2 separate regions of the Homo sapiens genome follow, and region 2 is linked to region 1. A link is a loop called in an ENCODE intact Hi-C map of the cell type or tissue named here. Cell type or tissue: chondrocyte. All regions are shown on one strand. Each heading gives the region's core, and the rest is flanking DNA. Links, peaks and the distances in the headings are about the cores only.

Evidence for each region. Peaks named below come from ENCODE experiments on the same cell type or tissue, not always from the same donor. Only the 100,000 strongest peaks of a DNase experiment are listed, where the experiment ranks them.
Region 2: a loop joins it to region 1, with 3 times the contacts of the local background. A loop is called at or near these places in 7 of 110 quality-filtered maps.

What each region holds. Positions count from the first base shown.
Region 1 is chr2:230,060,387-230,073,051 of GRCh38, reverse strand. SLC16A14 (solute carrier family 16 member 14) reads left to right here and starts at 4,128. Exons shown (of 5, transcript NM_152527.5): 1 at 4,128-4,497. It overlaps LOC107985995 (a long non-coding RNA gene), which reads right to left and starts at 6,313. Exons shown (of 6, transcript XR_001739918.2): 1 at 6,275-6,313. RefSeq lists enhancers at 4,065-4,124, 4,135-4,254, 4,650-5,420 and silencers at 4,485-4,754, 5,025-5,274. In chondrocyte, for the core only: CTCF peaks have their summits at 4,106, 4,550, 4,771, 5,889 (motif pointing left) and 2 weaker places; DNase peaks (open chromatin) are centred at 4,679, 4,841 and 5,865.
Region 2 is chr2:229,775,256-229,787,920 of GRCh38, reverse strand. It overlaps TRIP12 (thyroid hormone receptor interactor 12), which reads left to right. Exons shown (of 42, transcript NM_001348323.3): 33 at 260-416; 34 at 2,066-2,164; 35 at 8,931-9,045; 36 at 9,334-9,488; 37 at 10,442-10,606. Among named protein-coding and RNA genes, the nearest start is that of DNER, 67 kb to the right of the region's middle. In chondrocyte, for the core only: CTCF peaks have their summits at 6,682 and 6,962 (motif pointing left); no DNase peak of the experiment used is centred there.

The sequences.
Region 1 (12,665 bases), core at 2,647-10,646:
ATACACGTTCAGCAAATATTTGTTGAATGAAAAAATAAATGAATAGCTGAAAAGTAACTACTAGCACATATGGTTCATGGATAAAGCATAAAAATGAGGCCTTGCTGAAATCTGAAATTTATGAGGCACCCAGAAGCCATGACCAATGTCATCTCAGTGTGGTGGTTCTTATGAGACTCCAGGCTGCTGAAGGCTGCTATCAGCCCTGCAACCTCCTTCTGTCCCCATAAGCCATGCTGAAGTCCAAAATCCCTGGAGGCTGGTTTGGCAGCAGGCCAAGACTGAAGATACCTGCCAAGACCAGATGTAACCAAGGTCCCCACTTGGTAAAAGCATCTGCACTTACGGAAAGATAAATCCAGTCACAGGGAGAATCCTGGGGGGGCACAGACTGACCCACCAAGCCAAGAGGTGGCACGGATTTGGGCACAGCACTGGATTTCTGGCCCTGTGTAAGAGAAAGCATTTCCTTCCTCCTTCATAAAACTTTGCCTGGCTGTGCAGCGTGTGGCTTGCCCTGTGATTTCTGAGCACACTTGCATTTCAGGCACTTGTGTTCTGGATTCTAGTCTTTGATCTCCCACATTAAACTCAGAGGAGTGGGGAACAGGGCCATACTGAGAGACAGAGGATATTCTTGGTGACCATGTGGGTTGTGGGTCATCTTTACATCTGGGCTGGCTACAACAATGAGGCAGTCACGGTGACACTTTAAGGCATTTCTCTAACCCCTTCAATGTTCTGTGCTAGCAACTTTCTCAAAAGCTAATTCTATCCCACTCTGTGCCTATTCTACACCATTAAACCACCAAAATTAAGGCAAAGATTGTCCAAATTCTCAGTTTCACCCCAACTCCAAGGTGGGATTATGAAATCAATTGAGTACATGATTAGAACTAAGAGAGGAGGCTTTTACAGGCAGCATGTGAATTAGTTTACATTCTTAAGATGTAAGGTTGTTAGCTAATGCAATTCAATTAAAGGTAAGATTGCTATTGAGAGAAAATATATAATTTGCCTAAAAATCAAGGGAGAATGTCAGGTTTCTCTACTTCAGATACATGAAAAGAGTTTAGCGCTTATATTTTACATTCTAATTGAAGATGGATTTTTTTTTTTTTTGAGACAGAGTGTCGCTGTGTCACCCAGGCTGGAGTGCAATGGCGCTATCTTGTCTCACTTCAACCTCCGTCTCCTGGGTTCAAGCAATTCTCCTGCCTCAACCTCCTGAGTAGCTGGGATTACAGGCACCCACCACTACGCCCTGCTAATTTTTGTATTTTTAGTAGAAATGGGTTTTCACCGTGTTGGCCAGGCTGGTCTCAAGCTCCCGACCTCAGGCGATCCGCCCACCTCGGACTCCCAAAGTGCTGGGATTACAGGCATGAGCCACTGCGCCTGGCCTGATAGTGGATTTCTATTTATTTAACCCAGACATACCAACTTATGGGTCACAGTCCTCTTTGCTTTGGGCCTGTCCTCAATCCACCTGTGTCACTGAGAGACCAACAGACAGGTAAGAGCAGTGAAACTTATGAAGACAAAATAATTGATCAGAAAAGCCTTCATGGTCCAGAGTAGAAGCTTCTCAGAGAGCCAATTAAAGACTGCCTGGGTGTGTGGAGGTGGGACAAGGATTACAAAGCAGCACAAGGAAAATTTTGGAGTCATTTGATTGAGGTGGTAGTTCCATAGACGTGCTGTAACTCATCGAATTGTACACTAAATATGCATAGTTCATACGAGATCCATCCTACCTCCATATGCTGAAACTCATCAAATTGGACACTAAATATGCACAGTTCATATGAGATCCATCATACCTCCATAAGTGGGCAAGTTTTCAGAGAAAAAAAAAACAGACTTAAAAATCTTACAGACTTCTTTTCCAACAAAATGGATCATCGGCAATTGAAGTGCTTGTCAGGAACCCTAATCTTGCTGTCAAAAGCCTGCTTGAAATGAGTGGATATGAGAGGCACCGCCCAAGGGAACACTAACCATCCAGTTGCCCGTGTTCTTATCAGCAAAAGTAAGATATGTAAACCACTGAAGCCTAGCACCTCATCAAAATGCCCTCACTTGGCCACAATTTCTCACAATTTTCTCAAAATTTTTTTTTCTTTTTTTTTTTTGAGACAGAGTCTCACTCTGTTGCCTAGGCTGGAATGCAGAGGCACGATCTCAGCTCAAGGTTCAAGCGATTCTCGCCTCCCAGATTCAAGCAATATCGTGCCTCAGCCTCCCAAGCAGCTGGAATTACAGGCAGGCGCCACCACACCCAGCTAATTTTTGTGTTTTTAGTAGAGACGGGGTTTCACCATGTTGGCCAAGCTGGTCTTGAACTCCTAGCCTCAAGTGATCCACCCGCCTTGGCCTTCCAAAGTGCTGGGATTACAGGCGTGAGCCACTGTGCCCAGCCTCAATAATTTTTAAATCAAGAGTTGATATAAGATTAGCTGGGCATGGTGGCACGCTCCTATAACCCCAGCTACTTGGGATGCTGAGGCAGGAGAATTGCTTGAACCTGGGAAGCAGATGTTGTAGTGAGCCAAGATTGCCACTGCACTCTAGCCTGGGTGACAGAGTGAGATTCCATCTCAAAAAAAAAAAAAAAAAAAAAGAGAGACAGAATTGATATAAGAAATAGCAATATAGGCCGGGTGCAGCGGCTCATGCCTGTAATCCCAGCACTTTGGGAGGGTGAGGCAGCCAGATCACTTGAGTCCAAAAGGTCAAGACCAGTCTGGGCAATATAATGAGACTCCGTCTCTATAAAAAGTCAAAAAAATTAGCCAGGCATGGTGGCGTGTGCCTGTAGTCCCAGCTACTCAGGAGGCTGAGGTGGGAGGATCACCTGAGCCCAGGAGGTTGAGGCTGCAATGAGCTGTGATCATGCTACTGCACTCCAGCTTGGGTGACCGAGGAAGGCAATGTGAAATACATGTGAATTTTTTTTCAAAGAAACGAAAAAGAAGGAAGAAAAGAAAAAGGAAAAGAAGAAAGAAGGAAATCTGTGGTAGGCAGAATAATGGTCTCCCAAAGATGTCCACATCCTAATCCCTGGAACATGTGAATTTGTTACCTTACATGGCAAGAGGGGAATTAAGGTTGCAGATGGAATTAAGGTTGCTAATCAGCTGACCTTAAAATAGAGAGATTATCTGGATTATCTCATTGGACTCAATGTAATCCCCAGGGTCCTTAAAAGTGGACAGGGGTGGGGGCAGAAAAGGGGAGACAAGGCAATGTGAGTATGGAAAGAAGACAAAATGACGCAGCAGTGCTGGCTTTGAAGATGGAGGAAGAGCCACCAGCCAAGGAATGTGGGCGGCCTGCAGAAGCTGGTGGCTCTCCCCTACAGCCACGAGAAGGAACACAGCCTTCAAGGTGGCCAACACCATGATCTCAGCCTAGTATGACCCATTTCAAACTTCCGACCTCCAGAACTGTAAAATAGTGAATTTGTGTGGTTTTCCTCTGCTATTACTGTGGCAGTTTATCACAACAGCAGCAGAGAATTACTGCAAAACCTTCAGGCGGGAAAAAACAGCACAGGCTTCATCGACTCACACATTCACTTCAATAATACAGAAAACTGTCCAAGGCAAAGCACTATGTTGTGTGCCCTGCTGGGAATGAGGTAGGGAGGTATTGAGATGAAAGTTGTGCCTGGTGCCCACGAAGGTAGGTAATGGACGTGCAGAAAGAGCAGGGAGAGGTGGGACCCAGGGTGGAAACAAGAATGAGGGACTGGCCGGTCACGGTGGCTCAGCTTGTGATCCCAGCACTTTGGAGGCCAAGGCCAGAGGATTCCTTGAGTCCAAGTGTTCGAGACCAGCCTGGCAATATAGTGAAACCCGTGTCTCTAAAAGAGAGAGAATAAGGGACTTTGAGTCCTCTTTGGCCAAAAATATTTCAGTGAGGGTCTGTTTCATCCCTTCTCTCCCATCTCAGAGAAATGGAGGCTACTGCTAGTCTCACTTGCATCCTGGATTAGATTTCAGGACCTTTCCGCCAGTGATAAATGTGCAGCGCCTTAGCGGAACCTCAGCCAAAGCTATAAACTTCAACCGGCCACAAGAGTGTGCATGTGAGGTGACTGCATTTTTTTTCCCTGCCAAACCAGAATTAGCCGGTATAGGAATGAACGAGCATGAAGATTTGAAATTGCTCCGATTGGAAGGAAGCCCAGGTTAGGTTTGGGCACCTCCAAACGCACCCGTTTTAAAGCCACCTGGACTGAGGCGTCGAGCTTTCAGCTCCACCAAACGCTCACCTGGCCTGGCAGCGAGCGGCGGAAGAGCCCGGGAGCCCCTCACAGAGCGCACCGAGCCGGGCGGAGAGCTGAGCCGCAGGCACCCGCGTCTCCAGGATGATAGGCGACATTGCAACAAATCTCTACACCCAGCAGCTCAGGGGGCTCCAAGCAGAGCAGCAAGTTCGAGGATCCGGGCGTGGAGCCGAGTGAGGCCGCAGCCCAGCGGGCCTCGGGCGGTGAGTATCCGAGGCCGCGCGCGCCGCGGGCCTGGGGAATGGAGCGACGCCGGGGGCATCGGAGCCTAGGTTTCAGATGGCCGCTGCACCCCCAGGGACCCCCGGGAAGGGGCAGCCCCAGCCCAAGGCAGGCTCGGGAAAGGCTGCCCGGGCGGTGGAGGGCGAGACTGTGCCGGGGCAGGTGGTAGTGCCAAGGCCGCCGCGGGGGCTTGGGAGCTGCGGGCGGGCAGGGTAACCGGCGGTTCAGGGCAGACCGCCAGGCGGAGCTTGGGGACGCGCGCCTTGCTGCTCAAGCTGGCCGGGGCCCCGCGAGCGTCATCCTGGGCACCCCCGTCCGGCTGGAGAAGCGCGTTCTGCCCGGAGCCCAGCCTCGCTGCCCGGCTGCTCTCTAGGCCCGTTTGGGACTCGAACTGGACAGTGATGAGGCGCAGAGCGGGGGACCCGGGGCTGCGCCTAGGGACTTCGCGGGGTGCGGATGCCTCTCTGCACAGGCTGTGGTGCTGCAGCCGGCCCAGCTTCCCCGGTGGGCTGCTGGCTTCCGAACGCGCCGAGGGATGCGGGGTGCCCGAAGTGGGGATGTGGTCTCGGGGTGCCAAGGGAGCGGGAGCACCGAGCGCGGGTGGGGGCGGGCGCTCGAAGGGTGGGGCGCGAGGCCGGACCCCGCGGGCACGATCCCGCACCCAGGGCGCGCAGAGGCTGGGCCCCCTTAGCGCTTCCGATTGAGGCTCCTCAAGAGAGGCTGAAATGGGGTGAGAGACCGGGGACGGCCATTTCGGGGCTAAACGCTGCCAAGGCCATGACGATGTTTTAGGAGCTGAACTCTGCTTTCCAATTAAGCCATTTTCTTTCTGAGGAAAAGTTGATTCGGGCTCATTAACAAGGATGACTGAGGGCCATTATTGGGGCTTAGAGAGATTCTCCTTTGCCTTGTCTGGCTTCTTTGTTTGCATGTGCGTGCGTGTGCGGCTGTGTGTGTGTGTGTGAGAGAGAGAGAGAGAGAGAGAGAGAGAGAGAGAGAGAAGAGAGGGGAGAGAGGCAGTGTTGGGGGTGGGAGGAGGTAAAACAGGCTTGGGATCCTGCAGGCCTGGGTTCCGATTTGGTTTCCACAGCCTGCTAGTTTAACCTTTCTAAGCTTCATTGCTCCCATTTGATGGCTCAGATTCTTCCTCTGTAAAATGCGGACATTCATGCCAATTGGACTGGAGGAGAAGCCACCAAGCACAGTCCCTGACCCAGAGCGAAGCATGTATGTGTTGAGTCCTCCTAATTCGGTGTGAATTTTTCGGTTCTGTTTTTCTCCTATGCTGTCTGCACCAGCTCAGCTCAGCTCCGCTCCCCAGCCTTCTCCGCGGCAGCCTCTTCAGCCTGCTGGCCGCAAGTGCGCCCTCTAAAGGCCCCAAATGCCCTGTACACACCAGGTGAAGAGCGCGGAAGCGCCTGCAGAGCAGAATTAAAGGTGAAGCCCGCACTCACCTGCGTGGGATGCAGAGCCGCTACCACCACGCTCTGCGTAGCTTTGGGGAAGACTGTAATTTCAATTTTAGCTTCGTGCTTCCCGCTTTCCTTATGTGTAATGAGCTCACCACATGCAATGTAATAACAATAGCCAAATTAAAAATGAATGACTTGGCCCAGCGCGGTGGCTCATGCCTGTAATCCCAGCATTTTGGGAGGCCGAGGCGGGTGGATCATCTGAGGTCAGAGTTTCGAGACCAGCCTGGCTAACATGGCGAAACCCCTTCTCTACTAAAGATACTAAAGATGCAGTGGCACACACCTGTAGTCCCAGCTACTCGGGAGGCTGAGGCAGGAGAATCGCTTGAACTCGGGAGGCGGAAGTTGCAGTGAGCCGAGATCTCACCAGTGCACTCCAGCCTGGGCGACAAAGCCATACTCTGTCAAAAAAAAAAAAAAAATGACTTGCTTGTAAAACTTTCTACGCTGCTGTAGAAAATTTAATTTTGTTCTAATATCTGAAACACCCTAGAAGGATCTGTTATTTTCATTTCTGCCTATTATCACGTAAATATGTAGCTGACCCAGTTTCATAGCCTATATATGTTACCCCCCATTTACAATTTCTTTTTCATCGTCTATGAACTCATTTGGGGAGAATGGAAGGCTGACTATTGCTCCCGTAATCTTCCCATTTTCTTATTTCACCCTCTTCATAACGAAGCCCTAATATTTTTTGTCAAGCTTCCAATAGCAAGCTTGCTTAGAGTGGGTTACCTTTTACTTTTTTTTTTTCTTGAGGTAGTCTCGTTCTATCATCCAGGCTAGAGTGCAGTGGCACCATCTCAGCTCACTGCAACCTCCATCTCCCAGGTTCAAGCAATTCTGCTGCCTCAGCCTCCTGCATAGCTGTGAGTATAGGTGCGCACCACCACACTGGCTAATTTTTGTATTTTTAGCAGAGAAGGGATTTCACCATGTTGGCCAGGCTGGTCTCAGACTCCCGACCTCAAGTGATCCATCCCCCTCAGCCTCCCAAAGTGCTGGGATTACAGGCATGAGCCACCGTGTTCTGCCACATTTTACATATTAATCCTTAGCAGAAGCCCCACATTCACTGCCTCAGGGTGCCACATGCATATCGTCATTTTACATGTATGTCAGGATGTAGAAAATGTAAGGGAGCTTGAAGGCCCTATGGTGGTCAAAGACATGGAGCCTAGGGGTACAGATACACCCTCTAAGTTCTCCCTCTCCAGGTGTGGAGTAGGATTATAATACTAAAATTATTCTTATATCTTATATAAATACATATATAATTATACATGTATATAATTATATGAATGCTACAAGCAATCTTGGAGTTGGAGGGATAAACATTTGTTTTTCTGTTGTCTTTTGTTTTCATTAACTAGTTGGTCTAGAAGTTAACCATGAGTAGTCAAAACAGTAATTACTTTTGGAGAGATTTAAGTGTGAAATACAACTGACTCCATTGCTCAGCAGATCTATAGGGGCCTCCTGAGGATCCAAAAGAACTTTTTGGGCCAGGCATGCTGGCTCACGCCTGTAATCCCAGCACTTTGAGAGGCCAAGGCAGGTGGATCACTTGAGGTTAGGAGTTCCAGACCCGCCTGACCAACATGGTGAAACTCCATCTCTACAAAAATACAAAAATTATCTGGCATGGTGGTGCACACCTGAAGTCCCAGCTACTCAGGAGGCTGAGACAGGAGAATCGCTTAAACCTGGAAGGTAGAGGTTGCAATGAGCCGAGATCATGCCACTGCACTCCAGCCTGGACAACAGAGTAAGACTCCATCTCAAAAAAAAAAAGAACTTTTTTACTATATTCTACATGCACCCTTGTGCCTCATGAATAAAATTTGTCCATTAAATGCTATTCAGTGTCACTTATTTATGAACAAACTGGAAATATCAAGAGCAGTTTGTTGGCACCTACATCTCTTCACCCATAAATAATTCAGTAAGAATATAAAGTTCTTATCATTGATTTAGAAAAGTGCTTAATATTTCAACACACGGGCTGAAAAACTATAACTTTTTCCTGTTGTTGTTTGTTTGTTTTGAGATGGAGTTTCACTCTTGTTGCCCAGGCTGGAGTGCAATGGTGCGATCTCGGCTCACTGCAACCTCTGCTTCCCAGGTGCAAGAGATTCTCCTGCTTCAGCCTCCCGAGTAGCTGGGATTACAGGCATGCGCCACCACACCCGGCTAATTTTGTAGTTTTAGTAGAGACAGGGTTTCTCCATGTTGGTCAGGCTGGTCTCACACTCCCGACCTCAGGTGATCCGCCTACCTCGGCCTCCCAAAGTGCTGGGATTACAGGCATAAGCCACCACGCCCGGCCTAAAAAACTCTAACTTTTAAATTTGTATTACTTCAAAGCCTTCCTTGGTTGTAAATGAACTTCAGGAAAATGCCATGTATTGTTGTTTCATCACATTAAACATAGCTGAGCATTTTCCCATGGACAGCAAAATGACATTTTTATGAGCTATTCACACCTTGTGTCAAGCTGCCTGGTTCTCCTGTTTCTGGCTCCTCAGGATTCTGCACACAACAGAGGCAGAGGGAAGACACTCACCAACCATCCCTTCTGAACCCTCTCTGGGCTCATCCACTGGCCCTTTGACAATGCAGCTCTGCACTGCGCTGTAAGCTTTGGAGAGCAAGGGCTGCCCCATCCCTTTCTAGCCCCAAGCAGGCTCAGACATTGGGAAGGGGACAGATACATGCATACACAGACACACACACACACACATACACACACACACACACACACACACAGACAAGGCTGAAACCCAAGACATACTGGAAGACTTCCCAATAGAGGTCATCTTGTTTTGTTTTCTCTTTTACAAGTCAGCCACTAATTTACCTGGAGGTAAGAGGCTGATCCAGACAATATTTTAAAGGTAGCTTTTATTTTCTTATAATACAGGTAATATATATCTATTGAGGAACTTTTTTTTTTTTTTTGAGACAGGGTCTCACTTTGTCTCCCAGGCTGGAGTGCAGTGGCATGATCACAACTCACTGCAGCCTGAACCTCCCAGGCTCAAGCAATTCTCCCACCTCTGCCTCCAGGTAGCTGGGACCACAAGTATGCGCCACCACATGTGCCTGGCTAATTTTTATTTACGGAGATGAGGTCTCACTGTTGTCCAGGCTGGTCTTAAACTCCTGAGCTCAAGTAATCCTCCTACCTCAGCCTCCCAGATTGCTGGGATTACAGGCATGAGCCACCACACCTGGCATATTGAGGAAATTTCTCACCACTAAGATAGTAGAAAGAAGCGGGAAATTACTGGTAAGACCATCATTCAAAGAATAATCTCCATCAACATTTTTCTTTGTTTTGCTCCAGTCTTTTTTCCTATGGATACATGTCTTAGTAGAAATAACAAAGAGATTATTACATATGTCAAAAATAAAGCTGTCTAGGGCTCTTTGAAAATGTACAGGGTCACGCTAAAGTGTGAACTTTATTATTGATGAGAGACCTACATTGTCTAGCTATGCTACAATCAATTGATTTAACAAGTATTCTGATGTTAGATAGTAAAGATGTTTTCAGGGTCTTTTTTCACTGTTTCAGGGTTTCACTATTATAAATTAACTGAATCTTGAAGGATCAACAGAAGAGGTGAGGAGGCTGGAAGGAGAGAGGAGGGGAAGGAGAGAAAATCACACATAATAGCTGGGAGAAGGTGCTGAAGGGACTCCATCCTAATGATAATTCGAAGGGCTGAAGAAATTGGCTTTTTTTTTTTTTTTTTTTTTTTGAGACAGAGTTTCGCTCTTTAACCCAGGCTGGAGTGCAGTGACGTGATCTCACCTCACTACTGCAACCTTCACCCCCACAGCTTCAAACAATTCTCCTACCTCAGCCTCCCAAGTAGCTGGGATTTTAGGCACCTGCCACCATGCCCAACTAATTTTTCTATTTTTAGTAGAGACGGGGTTTACCATGTTGGCCAGGCTGGTCTCGAGCTCCTGACCTCAGGTGATCCACACACCTCAGCCTCCCAAAGTGCTGGGATTACAGGCTTGAACCACTGCGCCGGCCTGGAAATTGGCTTCTGAGATAAACATTTTATCACTCCCAGCAATCTGGATAATGGGAGGTAGCCAGATGTGTGAAGGAGGAAGGACCCAGGCCAAGAGCAGCACTGCACATAGGTGCTGTAGTGGCTGAGGACTGGACAGCTGTTGAGGAGATGGAATAATTTAAAATGTAAAAATAATAATGAGAACAAGGTGTGACAGAAAGAAAGAAGATGATCCCCAGACAGATCCACTAAGTTGCTTCTCCACTGGTACCCTTGGATCCCCTACACTCATTTTTTCCCCCAGTAAACCCTTAGCCAGAACGAATGCTCTAGTCCAGGGGTCAGCAAACTTTTCCTCTAAGTGGTCAGAGTATTTTAGGGTTTTTGGGAAACATAGCCTTTAGAAAGATAAAGTAATCCCAGCACTTTGGGATTGCAAAGCAGGAGGCTTGCTTGAGACTAGGCTGGGCAGCACGGTGAAAGTCCATCTCTACAAGAAATTTTTAAATTAGCCAGTTGTGGTGGCACATGCCTGTAGTACCTGCTACTTGGGAGGCTGAGGCAGAAGGATCACTGGAGCCTGCTAGTTCAAGGCTGCAGTGAGCTATGATTACGCCACTGCACTCCAGCCTGGGTGACAGAGCAAGACCCTGTCTCAAAAAAAAAAAAAAAAAAGGTAAAAACAAACAAAAAATTCTTAACTCAGGTGTGGATAGAAATAGGCTGCAGGCACTGTGCAATTTGCCACAATCTGCTCCTCTCTCCTACCCGTCCACATCAGAACACTCCTGAGAAAAGCTCTACAATTCGAGACTTCTTAGTGCCTTTGACACCCAGAATGGATAGTTTTTTTACATCACCCTCTGCCATGGCAACAAAATGATTTTCAGTAATAATCATGTAATGGTCAGTAATACTCATTATGTTATTGTTCTTCTGTGTTAAAATAATTAAAAGAATATATTTCAATTTTAAAGATAGTGAGCCGGGCAGAGTGCTTCATGCCTGTAATCCCAGCACTTTGAAAGCCGAGGCAGGAGGATCACTTGAGGTCAGGAGTTCAAGACCAGTCTGGCCATCATGGCGAAACCCCGTCTCTAATAAAAATACAAAAATTAGCCAGGTGTGGTGGCACATGCCTGTAGTCCCAGCTACTCAGGAGGCTGAAGCATGAGAATTGCTTGAACCCAGGATGCAGAGGTTGCAGAGAGTCAAAATTACGCCACTGCCCTCCAGCCTGGGTGACAGAGCAACACTCTGTCTCAAAAAAAAAAAAAAAAGATATTGTTCAAATTGAGTAAAACATTTCAAGTATTAATTTAAAATGTCACTTTCCAAACCAAGGTTTTGTACCTCGCAGTCTTCACTGTTTCACTATTTTAAATTGTAAACTAGAATCTCCAAGTGAGTACATAGAGTGACACAAGTGAAGTGACTTGAGATCTGGTTCTTTTTCTGGACAATAGTTGTGCTGGCACAGTTCACCTAGAGTGTTCTGAGAAAGGCGGCAACACATAACACCACAGGGGTTGTGGGTGTGGATTTTGCCAAGTGGGTATTGTTTTGCCAACAATTCTGAACTCTTAGGGGCTTCCTCTCCCAAATAATGTGTGTAGCTGGGACTACACATGTGCCAGGGTCAACTGTAAAACCAGGAGTTCTTGAAATAACTTCCATGTAGAATACAATGTTTACAAAAGGATGAGAAATTAGAACCAGCTAATTTGAAGCATACATATACATAATTAAAATTCAACATAATTGGAACTTAGACCAGCTAAACATTTTTTCAGTGTAATTGTCTAGAATTGCTGGCATGTAGTGATGATTTAGAAAGCAGACCAACTTTTAGTTGTTTGTTGTTTTTAAGTCCTCCAGCTTATTGCAAGCTCCGGGGCAGAGTGCTCCCTGGCTCTGTCCTTGGTGCTCCATGGCCATAGCTGGGCAGTGGGACCCTGCAGGGCTCAACTTGACCTTTGGAACTGCCCAGCAATCATTTCCACTTGTTGTAGGCAACAGTCTTTTCCATTATTCTGAGCATTAAGTCTCCTACACAACCTCTGCCCTCCTCATTCTCAGCCGATAACCTAACTTCCTGCTTCACCAAAGAAATTAAACCATCAGATGTGGTTTTCCATCCCACTACCATCATAGGTTCATCCACCCCCTCCTTCCTCCAGACTCAGAGGATGGGTCTCTCTTCCTAATAAAGACCAATCTGTTTCACCATCTCCAGGATTAGTCATTATCATCATAATATCTCTCTCTCTCCACCCCCGACTCCTGCTCCTTATCCTCAGTCTTTATACACACACTTAATTCTCATCCCCTCCCCCCAAAAAAAACCATGAAAAATGAAACAGGCCAGGCACAGTGGCTCACACCTGTAATACCAGCATTTTGGGAGGCTGAGGCAGGAGGATCGCTTGAAGCCAGGAGTTCAAGACCAGCTTGGGCAACATAGTGAGATCCTGTCTCTCCATACATACATACATACATATATACATATGAAAATTAGCTAGGCATGGTGGCATGTACCTGTAGTCCCAGTTATTCAGGAGGCTGAAGTGGGAGATCCCTTGAGCCCAGGAGTTCAAGACTGCAGTGAGCTATGATCACACCACTGCACTCCAGCCT
Region 2 (12,665 bases), core at 3,160-11,159, 290 kb after region 1:
TGAGGCAGGAGAATTGCAAGAGCCCGGGAGGTGGCGGTTGCAGTGTGCCTAGATCACACCACTGCACTCCAGCCTGGGCGACAGGAGCAAGGACTCCATCTCAAAATAAATAAATAAATTGACCTAAACAATTTTTACTGATTTTATTTACAATTTTCTATATCATATCAAAAGTTGTTTCTAATATAAGTTTGGATTTTTTTTTTAGTAGTTTCTGATTCTCATCCAGATAATAAACTTACATTGCATCTTTTTACAGCCCATTTTTCTTTCCTTTTGATACCCGGCAAATGCTTTTTTATGTAACTGCATTTGATCGGGACCGAGCAATGCAAAGATTACTTGATACCAACCCAGAAATCAACCAGTCTGATTCTCAAGATAGCAGAGTTGCACCTAGATTGGATAGAAAAAAAGTAAGTTTCTCCCCAAAATCTTTAAATAATCTGAGCTTTTCAAAATAATGGGAAAAACTAGAAATGTAGTATATCTAAATATGCATGTTGGTCTTGGAGGCCTTGGTCATATTCAGCTAGCCCTATTTTCCTTTCAGTCTCTTGGAACTGGGCTGTGATTCTTCCTTATTCTTCATTAAGAGTTTCTCTCCTCCCCACCCCCCAGTTTCTGAAATAATTTCTACAATTCTCTTTTCTCTTTTAGTTGCCGTAACTCTTAGACCAAGAAAGAATCTTGTCTTCTCTCACTGAAACTTTTTTCATTCTAAATTAGGAGTTCAAACTATCTCCTGCCTTTAAAAATTGATCCCTTATGTAATAGTTGGAATTAATCAGATCCATTTCATTCCCTTAACAAGTCACTCCAATTAGAAGAGCCTGAAACAAAATCCTTTATATGTTTTGAGTCTCTTATACCAGTTAGCTCCAGTATTGCTAACTTAATCTGTGTTTCTAATCTTGGCTCCACATTTGTGGCTCTGAACCACGGGGCCCTGAGCCATTTCCAGTGGAGACCGATTCTACAGTTCTCACCAGCACTGTTTTTACTTAGGTCTTTTCTGTTCATTTACCTGTTTTTTTCCGCTAGGGATTTAAGTTTCTTTTCCTAAAGCCTTTATCTCCAAAAGTTTCATAAGAGACATTAGTAATAAAATAAAGGAGTTAGATGGATGGCAGGGAGTGAAGTGTATACTGAAAAGCAAAACAAAACATAAAGCAAACATTGTAGTTAAAAAAATCTTCTTGGGCCCGGTGTGTGGTGGCTCCTGCCTGTAATCCCAGCACTTTGGGAGGCCGAGGCGGGCGGATCATGAGGTCAGGAGATCGAGACCATCCTGGCCAACATGGTGAAACCCCATCTCTACTAAAAATACAAAAAAAAAAAAAAAAAAAAAAAAAATTATCTGGGCGTGGTGGCGCATGCCTGTAATCCCAGCTACTTGGGAGGCTGAGGCAAGAGAATCACTTAAACCAGGGAGTTGGAGGTTGCGGTGAGCTGAGATTGCGCCACTGCATTCCAGCCTGGCAACAGAGCGAGACGCCACCTAAAAAAAAAAAAAAAAAAAAAGTCATCCTATTCGTATCTTTATTAGGATTCCATAAGCACTGATATTGGCATAAATTAGAAATCTAGCAGGACCTTTTAAAATCTCATTTGCAGGTGTTTGTAGTAGTGCTTGTAGGATCTTGGCAGATCAGAGCCAGTAGGTTTCCAGCTCACCTGTTTGACCTGTCACCTCCATATCTATTTCTCTATCTAAATATAAATGTACCCAGGGAAATTTCATGAAACTGCAGCCCTGAGAATTGCACTGATATTTGGCAAAGACGATTTTTTTCTTCCCCAACTTGAATTTTCTGAACTTGCCATGGCCACAAGATAAATTAGTAATTACTCTTGCATCTGATTTCCTTAATGTATGCCAGGGTGCTGTTGATATTTGTAGCAATACAGCTACCTCTTAACCTTTTCTGAGTTACCTGTTTAAGGAAATAAGTGTTAACAATTGAGTTGATCTTGTTCTTTTGCATTTCAAGAAATGCCACCTGTTTATTAAAGTGTAATATGGGTAGAGCATAGTTTCCTGACAGTTGTACTTTCTTTGTAGCGTACTGTGAACCGAGAGGAGCTGCTGAAACAGGCGGAGTCTGTGATGCAGGACCTCGGCAGCTCACGGGCCATGTTAGAAATCCAGTATGAAAATGAGGTGAGCTTGGAGTCTGGTGATGGTTATTTAGCTTGACTTGTGCTCTTAATTAAATGTTATTTGAGTTTCTTGGTACTATGAAATTCTGAAAGACAGTTGGGAGACTTTGCTCTCTTTTCTCTTGAATGATTTGTTCTAAGTTCTCCATTTTTCAAAGGTTCAACTAAATAATAAAAGGCAGTTTTTTTCCTGGCGTAAGAACACATTTGTGTTGTTAGTCTTTAAGTTGATAAATTGAAAGGATATTTTAAACAGCTGATAACTTTCAAAATGTTTGAATTGCCTTTTTTAAAAAATCAGGTTTACTGAGATATAAATAATAACTGCATACTTCAAAAATGTAGTTTTGTAGTTTTAAGGGTTGACAGATGCAATTTGTTACCACTTTCACGTCAAGATAAAGAATACTCTGATCACCACAAAAAGTGCCCCCATTTCACTTTGCAAAATCAGTCATTCTATCCCCTACCCCATCCTCAGCCCTTGATAAACATTGATGTGTTTTCTGTCCCTGTAATTTTGTCTTTTTTACAATATCATAAATGGAGTCATGCAGTATGTAGCCTTTGTCATTCTTCTTTCACTTAGCATAATGCTTTTGAGATTCATCCATGTTGCATGTGTCAATTTGTTTCCTATTATGGAGTAGTTCCATTATATGAACTATATATTGAGTATTCCATTATATGGGTGCACCAAAGTATGTTTAACAATCACCAGTTGATTCACATTTGGGTTGTTTCCAGTTTTTGACTATTTTGAGTAACATTGCTGTGAACATTTGTATTCATTTCCTTGTGGAGACACATGTTTTTACTTCTTTGGGTAAATGCCTCAGAACTAAATTGCTAAGTCATTTGGTAAGATAGAGATATGTTTTTATTTTGTTAGAGATACAAAACTTTTCCAAAGTGGCTGTCACATTTTACATTCCCACCAGTAACGTATATATGCGAGTTCAATTGCTTCTCATACTCACAACACTTGGTATTGTTTTAGTTATTCTAGTGGATGTATAGCGGCATATTATGGTGGTTTTAATTTTTATTTCCCTCATGATTGATAATGTGACCTTTTCATTGCTTATTGGTCATTCATGTATTTTCTTTGGAGAAGTATTCAAGAATTTTGGCCATTATTTTCTTCCAGTTTGTGGCTTATCTTTTCATTTATTTATAAAATGTCTTTGGAAGAGCAGAAATTTTCAGTTTTGATGAAATCCATTTATCTTTTTTTTTTTTTTCTTGTTTGTGCTTTTTGCATCCTAAGAAATCTTTCTCTAAACCATGGTCTCAGATTTTTCTTATATTTGTTTTTCTAGAAGTTTTATAGTTTTGGCTTTTCATCTGTGATTCATTTTAAGTTAATTTATATATATATATATTAATTACAGTTTGAAGTTCTTTCAGACATAGGCTATTCAGATTTTTTTGCACTATCTGCTGAAAAGACCGTTCTTTTTCCTATTTAATTACCTTGACCCCTTTGTGGGAAACTGGTTGATTGTGATGTCTGGATCTCTTTCTAGATTTTTTTTCTGTTATTATTCTATACTGTGTTGATCACCATAGCTTTATAGTAAGTCATAATCAGGTAGTATAAGTCCTCCTTTTTTTTTTTTTCTTTTCTCTCTCTTTTTTTTTTTTGAGACGGAGTTTTGCTCTTGTTGCCCAGGCTGGAGTGCAATGGCACAATCTCAGCTCACTGCAACCTCTGCCTCCTGGGTTCAAGTGATTCTCCTGCCTCAGCCTCCAGAGTAGCTGGGATTACAGGCATGCGCCACCACGCCCAGCTAATTTTGTATTTTTAGTAGAGACAGGGTTTCTGCATGTTGGTCAGGCTGGTCTCGAACTCCTGACCTCAGGTGATCCACCCACCTCAGCCCCCCAAAGTGCTGGGATTACAGGCATGAGCCACCGTGCCTGGCCTTTTTTTTTTTTTTTTTTAAAAGATGGTTTGGTTATTTTCAACTTTTATTTCATGTGAATTTTAGAATCAGCCTGCCAGTGTCTACAAAAAGTTTGACAGGATTTTGATTCGGATTTCTTTCAATTTAGATCAGTTTGGAGAGAATTGACATGTTTACAGCATTGTGTCTTCTGATCCATGAATGTGGTGTACACTTATCTGAATCTTTAATTTTTCATTATTTACATCTAGAGGTCTTTCTTGCACATATTTTGTTTCGCTCCAAATGTTTTGTGGTTTTTTGATGAAGCTGAAAATGATACTGTTCTTTCATTTTCAGTTGTTTGTTGGTTTCTAGAAATACAGTTCGTTTTTGTATCATAACCTTGTTTTCTGTGACCTTCATAAACTTAAAACTTGTTAATAAATCACTTACGATTATTGTAGACCCATGGCTTGGGAAAACTTTCTGTGAAGGACCAGATAGTAAATATTTCAGGTTTTGTGGGTCACATGGTCTCCATCACAACTACTCACTTCTACCTTTGTAGTGTGAAAGTGGCAATAGACACTGAATGAGCATGGCTGTGTTCCAGTGAACCTTTATAGTCACAGAAATGTAAAGTTCATGTGATTTTCACATGTTGTGAAATACTATTCAAATTATTTTTAATCGCTTAAAATTGATACAAGTTATTCCTAGCTTGCAGAAAGTACAAAAACAGACCCTGGGGCTGGAGCTGTAGTTTGGCCCGCCAGTTGTATAGCTTGCTGCCTTGTGTCATAGACATTTATATCATCCGTGAATAAAATGAAACTTCTCTTCTAGTCTTTGTCTTTTCTTTCTTTTCAGATACTTTTAAACAAGCAAAGTCTCTTGGGATACTTCCCCCCTCTTCTTTCACCTAATTTTTTTGTTTTAAGACAAAACTTAGAGTTTTGGGGCTTCCCTGAACCTCTTAATGGAGGTTCTGCCCCTCAGCTTTCTTATCTGTAAAATGTAGGTAATAATAGTATAACCTCAAAGTTGTGACTGAGTTCATGAACTGAGTACATGAACTGGCTCATGGTAAGTATCATAGATTTAGCAGTTTAGTGTGTGATACTACCTGTGCCTATTTAAGTAATTTTAATCATGACTTTGATTTTTCATTCATTTTATTAAGCATTTTCTCCTTCTTGATGACTTTTAAAAAGCTAAGAGTATTCAGTCACCAAAGGTAAAATTATAAGTTGTTGTGTACTGGAAAGTATACTGCATGCTAGGGTTCCAGGTTATGGCAGAGTCTCTGCACTCAAAAGATTACAGTGTAGTTAGGGAGACACAGGACAAAGGTACCAAAGAGTGTGGCAAGGTAGTGGTACAGGTGCCAACTGAATGACGCATTCAGACAAGGAGTGCTGTCCTCAAGATGTCTTGAGTTAGACCTTAGTGAAAGAGAACAGGAAGATTGAGGAACCATTTTCTAGTAGGAGATGGGGCCTGAGCAAAGGGTCAGGCTTGGTGGTGAGTGGCAGAAGTTAGTACTGCTGTAGAAGTGTTGGGAGAAGGGGGATAGAAAGGAGGAGGCCAGATGGAGTGGAGGCCCTGGACTGCTGGCATAAGAGATACGGATTTTTTGAATCTAGCTTGATCATGGCTGTTGCTCAGAGGATGCGATTCTTATATGTTGGTGCATCCAAATTTGTTACTTATGAGACTGCAGGACCTTTGCTCTAACCATTTGGTATGTTTTTAGTCTCTTTAAACGTACATTCCACTTTCTTCAGCATATTTTTCTCTTGCCAGGAAATATCTTTCCTCTCTCATCCCTCATGGTTCTGTTAAAATTGCATCTTGCGTGAAACCTAAACAAGCTCAAAATGTCTTCACACAGGTTGTTCTAAGGAGCAGGATTGGATTGCTAATGTAAGGTCAAGATTTTATGCCCTTCCTTCATGGGTCTTACCTGTTGACCTCGGAAAAGATTCCAGGAGCTGCTTCACTGGGGAAGGGGAAAGTACCTCCACCCCTACCTCACAAGCACTGACTTTGTGAGATGCATAGGGCTTCAGGTTATGATTCAAATTCAGCTGTACATGTCAGCTGGTGGCCTTTAGGAAGAATTTCTAACTAGCTCTAGAAGAATCCCAGTGAAAATGTCAGGTCACAGTGTGGGCTCCTATTTGAATTGGGATGATTGGTAAGCCAGGGAAGGATTATACCAGTCTTTGGGCTCACAAGCCACCCAAACCCCCAGGATTAGGGTTACAAATGACCCAGTGACCCAGTATCCTTTTGGGAATGTGGAAGATCAGGAGCAGGGAATGTGGAGCCTGGCCTGCCCACTTACTGGCTATGTGATTTTGGGCAAGTTAACATAAACTCATCAGTGTCCTCTCAGCCCTTTACATAATTAGTGCAGCTGCCTCCTCATGTTGTTAGAATGATAAAATGAGCTGCAATGTGTGAAACACTCAGACCATTGTCACATAATAAGTGCCAGTATGTGTTAGTTTTGAGAGAAAAAGATTCCATTTTAAGTCAAGTTGTCAAACTTTTGTTTTTCTGTTTCTGGGGTTTTATGCTTTCCTTTCCTTTAAAAAGAAAAATGAAGCTCAACCAAGTACCTACACTTTTAGTGGTGTAGTTGGGTAGAATGATAATCCCTGAAGAGATCAGGTTACTCTGTGGGGGTGCTGGCCACCCCCAGGTTGTATCAGCAAAGCAAACATGACCTGGGCCTTCCACCTTCTGCAGAGGCTCACAGAGGAAGTGCTTTTAGTGATTTAATATTTTAAGAATCCTTTTAGAAACAACAGCATTGGATGAAGGAAATAGACTAATTTGATCTGTGACTTCTGTTGAACCTGGGATAATGTTATGCCAAAAGGAGAATTGACTAGCACCATCTAGTGGATACCATGTGTTACTGCAGGTTTTTCTTTGCTTCTCTTTTGTTCCTCAGGCCTCTAGTGCTTGGGATTCAGTGCAGAACAGAATATACAAAGTACTCCCACCCCCATGATGGAGCTTATCTTTTAGTTTGGGGAGGCCAATACATACACACACATTCATGTACACATATATGTTAGGCCATGTGGAAGAAAAGTAAAAATAAGAGGATGAAGCATTATGGGGATGCGTAGGGCAGTCTGAGGACATTTGAGTGGAGGCAAGTCATTGCGTCTGGGGGAAGAGTATCTCTAGCACAAGAACAGAGAAGCAGTGTTCCTAGCCTGTTGGAGGATGAGTGTGGCTCGAGCATAGAGAGCAAGGGCAGAGTAGTAGGAGTCAGAGAGACTGAGCAGGGTGGGCAGAGGGGTCATGTAGGCCGTGGTAAGAACTGGAGCTGTGCTTTGAATGAGATGGAAAACCTTTGGAAAGTAGCAAAGGGATGCCGCGAACTTGTGTTTTGTAAGGATTACGCTTGCTCCTGTGAGAATGGGATACAAGATGTCGGGAATGCTAGTGCAGAGACCATCTAGGAGGCTTTAGCAGTGGACCAGATGACAGAGAATGGCAGCTGGGTAAAGTTGGTAATTAGTTTAGAATGCATTTTGAAGGCAGCGCTTATTGTATTTACTCTGATGGATTGGATTATGCGAGTTTAAAGAATGGCCAAGGACGGCTCTAAGGATTTGGTGGGATTATTCATTTTGGGTTTAATGGTGATACCATTTACTGGTGTGGAATTCTAATAGGATTGGGGTTAATCAGGAAAGCACCACTAGGCCCAAGCAGATCTCTGTTTTGAGAGAGTTAAACGTTTAGTGGACTACCTCTAAACTTTTAAGCTAGTGTGGGTAATTTTTAAGAGTAACTGTAATAATGCTAAAATAGTACCCTTTGTTTACAAGTAATCTATAAATGTTGCCTTCTTGACAGGGTTACAGTTAGACTTAGAGTATAACCTGTGATATGAACTTGTCACTACCTGCATATCTTTGTTTATGGTCTGATCTGGCGGGACCTTGACAGATCGTGAAGGAAGGAGCAAGCTATGAACACTGCTTCAGGCATGTCCACATCAGGTGTCTCATGGAGGAGTAGTTTCACTTTAGGCTGCACAGTCACCTTCAGAACTTGTTTAATAATACCAGTGCCCAGGCTCTAAGCTGTACCTGCCAGATCAGAATCTTCAGGACGTGGCACCCCTATATGTGCATGTTGATAAAGCTCTGGGGATTCCAGTGCACCCTGGGAGTTGAGAAGCATTGGTGTCCTGTATGAGGCCGTTAGTCCTTTCTGTGCTGGTGTGGAATCAGACCTTCCATTATTTGTATTTTATTCGACATATCTCTATTAAATGGCTACTGTGTGTCAGGTACTATCAGAGATAACAGGATGACCAAAATAGTTATCATCCTGTGAAATATGCAAGCATATACTGAAATTGTGGTAAAGTCATGTAGTAAGTATTTAAGTAGCTGAAAAATAAGCCCCAAGAAAAAAGGAACAGACTAACTGTTGGGAGCAGATGCTGGGGGGAGCCTTCCCCTTGAGAGGGTGACATTTGAGCTGGTTTTGGGGTAACAGTTCACTAAAGAGAAAAAGGGGAAAGACATCCATATGCAGACAATGCCATATTGTTCCTGAAGGAAAGATATGTAGCCACAGTGGCACTTCTGTGAGTACAACCTGAAATTGTTCAACTGACATGTTGGGGCCTTAGCGGCTAGGAAATAATAAAGAGTTGCTAGTTTTTGTTTCAGGTGACCAGGACTGAAAGAATAAATCCAGCCAGGACATTTTGGAAAATAATCTCTAATGCATCCTGGTAAACAGTTGCTGTTAGTGTGCACATTTCCAAGAGGTTGGCAGTAAAAAAACACAATTCTTAAAATTTGAAATCGTTCTACTTGTGTTCTTCTGTAGGTTGGTACAGGTCTTGGGCCTACACTGGAGTTTTATGCGCTTGTATCTCAGGAACTACAGAGAGCTGACTTGGGTCTTTGGAGAGGTGAAGAAGTAACTCTTAGCAATCCAAAAGGTAATGCCTATCTGTAAGTTAGTTGGTTTGTGTTACTCAGATCAGGTAATGGACTCTGACAGTTTATTAGACATATTTAATTTCTAATGGACAGCTGTACTTGCTTTCTTTTAGCCTCTGTTTTCTCATTTATCAAATAGGGAAGGCCTGTCCAGTTCTAGAGGACTTCATTCAGTGATCTGCACTCCAATTTTGAGAATGCTTAATTTCTTAAATGTTCTTAGTTACCAGGTTTTGTTTTGTTTTTGGAAACATCATCTGAAGTTTGCTGCATTGCTTGTTTTTCAGGGAGCCAAGAAGGGACCAAGTATATTCAAAACCTCCAGGGCCTGTTTGCGCTTCCCTTTGGTAGGACAGCAAAGCCAGCTCATATCGCAAAGGTTAAGATGAAGTTTCGCTTCTTAGGAAAATTAATGGCCAAGGCTATCATGGATTTCAGATTGGTAAGTTTAGGATGGTTTGCTTTTTGCAGTTTTGGTGTAGAATGTTCTGTGCAAGTACCTCAGTCCCCTGTAGTTTACTGCTATAGTTTAGAGCAATGCTTCTCAAACTTCAATACACATATGAATTACTTGGGGATTTTGTTAAAAATGCCGGTTCTGATTCAGTAGGGCAGGGGTAAGACTGTCCTACTGTCCAAGATTCTAAATTTTCCTGTCAGCTCCCAGGGCATGCCCGATTGCCAGGTTGTGGACCCCTCCTTGGATAGCAAGGGTTCAGATAATCAGGCAAGTTAAGGTGGTATTAATTATTTATTTTTTAAAGTCTGACATTACCTTTTTAATTCAGTAGGAAAGTTTGTGCATGTAACTAAACTTCATTAAATTTACATTAGAGTGCTGTTGTGAAAATAACCCGAGTGATCAGTATTCATAGAGGTTGGAATGTTTCTGGACATTTCTTCATTTCTTTTTCTCTTGAACTTCTGGCCTCAAGCAGTCCTCTCACATTGGCCTCCCACAGCACTGGAATTACAGGCATGAGCCACCGTGCTCTTCTCATGTTTTCGGAGGCACTTTATCAGTATGTTTAAGACATTTTCACCTGTGGCCAAATTGACAAGTTTACAATTTCACTTTAACTGAAGAGTGGGCAGTTTATCAGTTATTTTAGAAGTTCCATTTAGTTTTCTATTTTAAATATAGTAAGTTTTTTCCCTTAACATTTTTTGCATTGGGATATTCAGTAATACAGACTACAGTGGAAATGCATTTAGAGCCCCAAATCAAGAGAATCAATTTTGTGTAGTGGGAGAAATAGTTTGTAACTACAGAATTTTCTTTCTTGGGGATTACTTGACCTATTAATATTTAAATGATCTCCTGAAGTGCCTTAGATGGAGGTAATGCTGGAAGTTCAGTGTGACAGTGAAAATATTATGCATATTCCATTTCAGGTGGACCTTCCCCTTGGCTTACCCTTTTATAAATGGATGCTACGGCAAGAAACTTCACTGACATCACACGATTTGTTTGACATCGACCCAGTTGTAGCCAGATCAGTTTATCACCTAGAAGACATTGTCAGACAGAAGAAAAGACTTGAACAAGATAAATCCCAGGTAGGCTTAGAAGAAACAGTCCAGTAGATCAAGTCTTTATTTTAGAAAAATGAGGCTTTTGTTAAATAGTTTGTATTTGACTCAGTTGTTATATTAATGTTTTATTTTAGAAGATTTTAATTCTTTTATTGTACTAACTAAGACATATGATTTCACAGTGGGTCACATGACCTATACTCACAGCAGGCTATAAACATCTTGATTAGCAAATACAATTCTAAATCAAACCATAAATAAGGACTCCTTTCAATTAAATTTTAGATGGACATATTATGTATCTGGGCAGACATTATATCATCTTTTAGCATTTGAGTCAGTAAAACTATTCTCAGAACAGATTTATTTTCAAAAAAGGTAGCTTAATTTAGGAACAGTCTTGTTTCTAGAGATCTCAGGAAGATATTTTTTAAAGGTCACCATGAGTGCCAACAACTATTCCTTGGTAATACATTTTGAGGTTTCTCTGTGACATCTCATAGATAACCTTGAACTTCATATCATTACTGTATAATTTTAATGTATATAATTAACAATAGATAAATTATTTAACTCAATCTGAGATTAATAATGGTTCTGTATCTGCTATTAGAAGAAAACAAGATTCTATTTTTTTGTGGCACAGACCCAAAAAGCTTGTTTGGGCTGGTAACATGGACCAATATTAATCAACTCTCATTTTATAAATTAAGTAAGAATAGCAAGTTAAGATTCTGTAGTGAGGGAGAGTGTCACCTCTCCTGATGAGTTGGAGAGGATCTTATGGTAGAGGGATAGGATTTTAGAGTGTCTTTTTATTAGAAGATTTGTAAGATTCACTTTATCTCCCATACTAATTTGTAATTATTTGGTGCTGTTTGAAAAAGTAAGTCTGTTAAGAGAAATTGGTATTCAAAGAGGCTAAGTCCACCTTTTCTGTACAGAATTTGTCATTTTAGAATTTTTAGAACCATTTTGATTTTCCCTTCACAACTTGGTAAGTTTTAAACTATTACAGTGTTGTTTAGGATTATCTCTTAGGTAAATAATGGAAAAACAAAAAAAGGAGAAACAAAAAAGCAAGTAAAACAGGAGGCTCTGTTTTAGATAGCATATATATGTTAATTTATTTAATCCCAACAACTACCATATGAGATTGGGGTATTGTTGTTACCTCTATTTTACTGGTGAGCAAACCAGGGCAGACAGATTGAGCAACCTGCCTAAGGTCACACACCTAGAGAACACAGAGTAGGAACTCAAACCCAGGCTGTCTGCATGCTTCCACACCATGCAAGCTCTGTGATATATGCTTGTCTCAAATGCAGTATGCCGCCACAGTTCTCTTGTCAGTAGTTTTTTTGTTTGTTTGTTTTTTTGAGATTTGTTCTATCCTTTATTGTTCCTGATGCTGTCAGTTTAAAAATATAAAATGAGTGGCACAGAATCCACACTCCAGAAATTGACTTATTATAATAACCAACTGTGAACAAGAGCATGAGAAATGGTGACATTCTGAAAAACCACATCCTGTTTCTTTAATAAAGTATATATACAGATGGGGGCAAGTTGTCCTGGCTCAGATTCTACTGGGTAGCTTAAATTCTCTAAAGAAATATGGAAAATGTGCTAGAATTTACAATGTCCTAGAGATGTTTAAAGGGAATTTACGTTAGTTTCTCGACTTAATATATAAAATCTAGAGAAACTAATGTAAATTCCTTTTAAACATCTCTAGGACATTGTAAATTCTAGATTCCTATCTAATAACAACACTTTGTAATGCACATCTTTAGAAATAAGATATTTCCTTGGTAGCTATGAGAGAAGACTTTCCAGTGGTGTAATAGTAATCACCTTGATCTGTGACAGGGAGTCACAGAGGATAGTTTTGAGAGCTTACCAGTGGGGGGAACATGAAAATGGAGAACTTTCTTTTTTTTTTTTTTTTTAAATCTTTGTGCTGAAGAATACTTCAAATGTAAAATAAAATGCCTCCCTTTGGAGGTCTTCAAATGACACCTAAAATGGAGAGAGGCTTAAAAGTGGGTTTTTGCAGAGAAGTAAAAATGGACATAATTCT